Linked DNA regions of Mus musculus: region 2 is linked to region 1. The links are chromatin loops, found by intact Hi-C in ENCODE. Cell type or tissue: left cerebral cortex. All regions are shown on one strand. Links, peaks and the distances in the headings refer to the core of each region. The heading gives the core; the rest is flanking DNA.

What was found. Peaks named below come from ENCODE experiments on the same cell type or tissue, not always from the same donor. Only the 100,000 strongest peaks of a DNase experiment are listed, where the experiment ranks them.
Region 2: it touches region 1 in a loop (2.7-fold over the local background); 4 of 42 quality-filtered maps call a loop at or near these places.

What each region holds. Positions count from the first base shown.
Region 1 is chr5:112,469,071-112,471,981 of GRCm38, reverse strand. Sez6l (seizure related 6 homolog like) reads left to right here. Exons shown (of 17, transcript NM_001253916.1): 5 at 200-385. Among named protein-coding and RNA genes, the nearest start is that of Gm42160, 6.4 kb to the left of the region's middle. In left cerebral cortex, for the core only: a CTCF peak has its summit at 1,640 (motif pointing left); a DNase peak (open chromatin) is centred at 1,618.
Region 2 is chr5:112,647,670-112,650,580 of GRCm38, reverse strand. It overlaps Gm30529 (predicted gene, 30529), which reads right to left and starts at 1,384. Exons shown (of 3, transcript NR_166517.1): 1 at 995-1,384. In left cerebral cortex, for the core only: a CTCF peak has its summit at 1,080; DNase peaks (open chromatin) are centred at 758 and 1,215; H3K4me3 peaks cover 529 bases; H3K27ac peaks cover 652 bases.

The sequences.
Region 1 (2,911 bases), core at 211-2,710:
GTGGAGGCAGGAGGATTCCTGCCAACTTAGCCAAGCTCCCCAAAATCAGGTAGAGAAACAACCCAGCCAGCAGCTCCAGCACCCAGCCCTCCTCGACAGGGTCGCCCCTCCATCCCCAGCACATAGCTGCTGCCAGGATGTGGGTCCCACAGCCTCCCTGCTCATGGCTAATGTGCTCGGGTTGCTGTCTTCTCCGCAGCCTTCATGCTGAGCTGCCCCTTTCCCCGGAGGCCCGATGCCGGAGAGGTCACGGTGATGGATCTGCACTCGGGCGGGGTGGCCCACTTCCATTGCCACCTGGGCTACGAGCTGCAGGGAGCCAAGACGCTGACCTGCATCAATGCCTCCAAACCGCACTGGAGCAGCCAGGAGCCTGTCTGCTCAGGTACCATGAGTGCTTGCCAGCCGGGCAGGGCGAGGGTAGGCCAGCACCCTCTAAGGCACTGGTTAGACCTCACGCTGTGCTGACCCCAAACCGTAAAATCATTCCATTGCTAGTTTTAACTGTAATTAAACTGCTACTGTTACGAATCTGATATGTGGGATATGTGACCTACAACCCTTGTGAAAAGGTTGAGAACCAGTGCCCTAGGGCATAGGGTGTAACCTTGGGTAAGGCCTTTGCCCTCCAGGCTGTGCTGTCATACAGTGCCCAGGGTATGAAATTGGCTCCTGAGGACACATACCACACAGCAGTGTTCTGCCCAGTGAGAACCTTGCTCTCTAGCAGTCACTCAGCAGCTGACTTGGTGGTGGCTGTTGTATATCCTGGATGCTAAGCTTTCTTCTCTGTGATCTGCCAGTTGTGAGCTCTCACGCGGGTAGCAGACATGCAGCTTTTCCCACTCGCCACGGGGTTTCCAAGCTCTCCCTGCAGTGCAACATGTATAAGCTGTTCTTTTTCATGGCTGTGTAATATTTCGTTGTGAACATTATGCTCTGTTTTGTTTACCCATCCATCCAACATTGAACTTTGGAATTATTTCCACTTTTTACCTAAGTAACTGCCCTGCTCTGAACATAGAAATTAGTTTCCATTTCTCTTAAATATGATCTTCAGAACAGTGTTGCCAGGTCGTGTAGTGTAACCTCTACAAACCCACACTTCCCACAGAAACCACACCATGCCATTTCACCTGCCACTGGTGGCACACGGCAGTTCTCTTCCTTCCAACGCTCACCAATGCACTGCTTTCTACAATCAGCACAGTAGGCCTACAGACTCACCACGTTCTCATGTTTCCATGATAAGCACTGCTGTCACATCTTTCTCAATGCTTCTTGTAGCTGACAGTATGCCATCTCTGAAAAGGCTCTTTAATCCCTTTGGCCATTGCTCAAGAGGTTACTGGGTTGTTGCTGTACTATAAGTGCTCTTTACATATGATGGATCAAAACCTTCATGAGATATGATTTGTAGGCCTCTTCCCCGGTTCTGTGGGGGTTTGTTTGGTTTTGGTTTTGGTTTATTTTTTCACATGGCCTCTTCGTAATGATGAGGTCTCTCTCATCCCTTGTTTCTTTTGTTGCTTTGACTTTGGGCTTAGCTGCTGCTGTTCTGTTTTGTTGGTTGAGCTTAGTCAACATGACCTCAAAAAGTTGGTGACAGCCTCCAACTAAGGTGGCCTGGTGCCCTCTGGTGGAAAGAAGTAGACAGTACAGGCCAGCAAGAGGAAACCTGGACTTCAAGGACAGACAGGGGGGATCCTTGGCTAGTGGATCTGACATCCTTCGAGGATCCTGCCAGCATCCACAAACGTCCACTGTTACCAGGTTCTGCGCCTATGATACGAGCTGTGAGGGTCCTGCTCTCTCCGAGTCTCTGCCCTGGTACAGGATGGCGTCTTAGTTACTGCTTGTGGCTGTAAAGAAACATTGTAACTATGGAAACTCTTCTTTAAAAAACAAAGTAATAAAAAATAAATAAAAGCATTTCATTGGGGGTTTGCTTAGAGTTTCAGAGGGTGAGTCCATGAGTAAAAAGCACACAGGTGCTTTATATCATGGTCCACAGACAGGAAGGAGAGAGAGAGAGACAGAGACAGAGACAGAGACAGAGACAGAGACAGAGACAGAGACAGAGAGACAGAGACAGAGACAGAGACAGAGACAGAGACAGAGACAGAGACAGAGACAGAGCGCCTGGCACAGGCTTTTGAAACTACAAATCCCATCCCAGGAACTAACTTCCTTCAACAAGGTCACACCTCCTAACCCTTCCCCCAACAGTTCCACTTCGTGCAGGGGGTGGGATGGGGGTGGGGCGAGGGGGCTACCATTCTTATTCAAACCCCCCAATATGTGACCAGATGAGAAAACATGGCGGGGGTGAGGAGGGCAGAGAGTGCCAGAGAGGGGTCATAGGGGTAGTGCCACAGAGCAGGTAGGGACAAGAGAAACCCTGACACTCAGGGACTCAGGGACAAGAGGTGATGGTAGGCCAGAGACCAGGGAAAGTGTCCCCAGGGAGCCAGGCTGTTGGAAACTGAGTGGGAGGTACCAAAGTGAAGGTCAAAGGTGTCGGTTTTCCCTGCCAGTGAGCTATCCTGTGAAAAGGCTGGTGGGTGAAAGGGCTCAATAGGTTTGAGGAGGTCAGCATATGCTATGGTTTGTATATGCTTGGCCCAGGCAGTGACAGTATTAGAGGGTGTGGCCTTGTTGGAGTGGGTGTGGTCTTGTTGAAGTGGGTGTGGCCTTGTTGGAGTGGGTGTGGCCTTGTTGGAGTAGGTGTGGCCCTGTTGGACTGGGTGTAGCCTTGTTGGAGTAGGTGTGGCCCTGTTGGAGTGGGTGTAGTCTTGTTGGAGTACGTGTGGCCCTGTTGGAGGAGGCATGGCCTTGTGGAAATGGATGTGATCTTGTTGGAGGAGGTGTGGTCTTGTTGGAGTAGGTGTGGACGTGGGCTTTAAGACTC
Region 2 (2,911 bases), core at 144-2,643, 180 kb before region 1:
CCAGGGTGAGATGTATCTATCCAGCTGAAACTGCTGGGAGACACCAGTCCTACTGTATTCTTTTCTGCACTTTAGGGGATACAGTTTCAAAGGGTGATAATCACTCCTCCTCTGTAGCAGCAGCTAATTAATAACCAGATGTTCCCCATAAACCTCTTACAAAATCATGTCATGCCAAGGCTTGGACACTCCCGCTTGCATTTTTTTCCTATAAAAAAACCCTTCCCCTAGACTTTGTGGTTGCTTTTCCTATCCTGTTGCATCTGGAAGGTTTGTGGCCCAATCTCGGGCTTGAATAAAGACTCTCATGGGCTTGCATCAGAGTTGTGGTTCCTGGTGGTCTCTTTGGGTTTCTTCCTTTCTTTCTTCCTTTCTTCCTTCCTTCCTTCCTTCCTTTCTTTCTTTCTTTCTTTCTTTCTTTCTTTCTTTCTTTCTTTCTTTCTTTCTTTCTTTCCTTCTTTCTTTTTTTAACCTGGGCTCAACATTATGTAATCTACTCCTCCTGGGGGAGGGGGGGGGGCAGGCCCTCTTGAGGGAGTAGAATTAACATCAGAATATAAACAGCACTAGGGCAACCCACAATACCCACAACCCCTCTGGAAAGTGACAAAGAAGAATGAATACATGTGAACTGTACGGGACCTTGATCTTGACATGGCTTTCTCCTGCCCTGTGCCCTGAGCAGGCATGAGCATCTTGAATCTTCCTCCTGCCATTTCGTTTGCAGATAAAACCCAGCTCCTCCCCTACCATGAAGCACTCTGTGGATGGGCTCACTTCAGCCCATCCCGAACCTTCTCTACCTTCTAGTCCATGTAGACACACCAACATGCAGACACACCAAGCTTCTAAATATTTCAACATGCAGACACACCAAGCTTCTAAATATTTCGGATTTGCCAACGGCTTGCTTCCCTGGAGTCTGAAATAAGTGCCTTTGGCTTCCAGGACATTTCACTTCCAACTTCATTGCTACGTGCTGCATCCAACTTACCTGTCTTCCCTTGGCTGTGGTGGCTCTCCTGGGTCCTAGACAGACTCTGTCAGACAACAGCCTGTCTCGAGGAACTTGAGTCAAAGTTGTTGGGAGAGGACACAAGGGCGGCTTTGCAGGGCACCCTGGCTGAAGACTCTAGAAATGCTCCCTCTTTCATATTTTACATTACAGTTTGAGGAACGCTGCTGTGTGTTCTTTGAAAGGCTGGTAGAATCCTGCACTGAATCCATCTGGCCTGGGCTTTTTTTAGTTGGGGAATTTTTAATTACTGCTTCTAGTTCTATCTGGCTGGTTGCTACAGATCTGTGTAAATCTTTTTTTTTCCTGTCTTGGTTTCACTTTGACAGGTCATTCACATCCAGAAACTCATCCTGTTTCTTTCAGATTTTTTTCCAGTTTAGTGGAATATAAATTTTTATTTTTATTTTTTTTTAATTTTTTGGTTTTCTGAGACAGGGTTTCTCTGTATAGCCCTGGCTGTCTATAAATTTTTAAAGTGCATCCTCACGGCTCATGGGATTTCCTTGGTGCCTGTTGTAATTTTTCCCTTTTCGCCTCTAATTTTATTAATTTGAGTTATCTCTCTCACTACTTTTTCATTAATTTGGCTAAGGGTTTGTCAATCTTGTTAATCTTTTTTTTAAAACAGCTTTTCATTTTATTGATTTTTTTCATCTTGTTTTATTATTTTTTTCCACAATCTTAAATGTTTCTCTCTGTCTACCACCTTGTGATTATCTTGTCTTTGATTTTCCAGTACCATAAGTTTTATCATCAGGCTTTTTACTGAGCTATCTCTGATTTTTGACACAGGCACTTAAAGCCATAGATTATTTCTATTTTATTTTTATTTTATTTTATTTTATTTTATTTTTATTTTTATTTTAGGACCACCTTTGGGTCATACCTTTATATCATGTTGTATTTCATTTACATTTAATTCTAGGAATCTTTACCCAGCAGAACTTGATGTTGAGACCTGTTGCTGAAGACATTGGTCTCTGAGCTTTTGCTCAGGGTCAAGGAGAAAATCAAATTGGTAACTGACCTGGAGATGTCACTCCACCAGACAGTACCATGCAGCTACCACGAGAGAAAATCTATCCACGGTCATATCCATCAACGAACTTACTACACTAATGACCAGCATGGCAAGATATACCCCTATGGGCAATAGTGGCATGAATGTTATGAGACAACCAACCACTCGTGTGCATTTAAAACCCCACTCCATAGGAGGAAACAGATTGTCTTAGTTAAGGTTTTACTGCTGTGATCAGACACCATGAGCAAGGCAACTCTTATAAGGACAACATTTAGTTGGGGCTGGCTTATAGGTTCAGAGGTTCAGTCCATTATCATCAAGGTAACATGGCAGCATCCAAGCAGGCATGGTGCAGGAAGAGCTGAGAGTTCCACATCTTCCTCTAAAGGCTGCTAGGAGAAGACTGGCTTCCAGGCCGCTAGGATGATATCACACCCATAGTGACACACCCACTCCAACAAGGCCACACCTCCTCCAAAAGGCTACACCTCCTCCAACAAGGCCATACCTACTCCAACAGGGCCACATCTGCTCCACCAGGGCCGCACCTTCTAATAGTGACACTACCTGGGCTAAGCATATACAAATCATGACACAGATATACTATAAAATCATGCAGAAAATGTTAGGGGGAGCTCAGAGGCCCCAGAGATTAACCAACTCTCAGCACAAATCACATAGGTTTCTTTGTGTAGTGCATGACAGTTAACAGAACCTCACAACTACTCAAAGTACCAAGAATATGTTTCAGTCCATCCACACGTGGATCCGTACATCTACATTGTCTACTGTACCCCACTCCCAACATAGCTCAGGGGCCATAGTGAGAGAGGCAGAAAGACTGTAATAGCCAGGAGTCTGGGAAGACC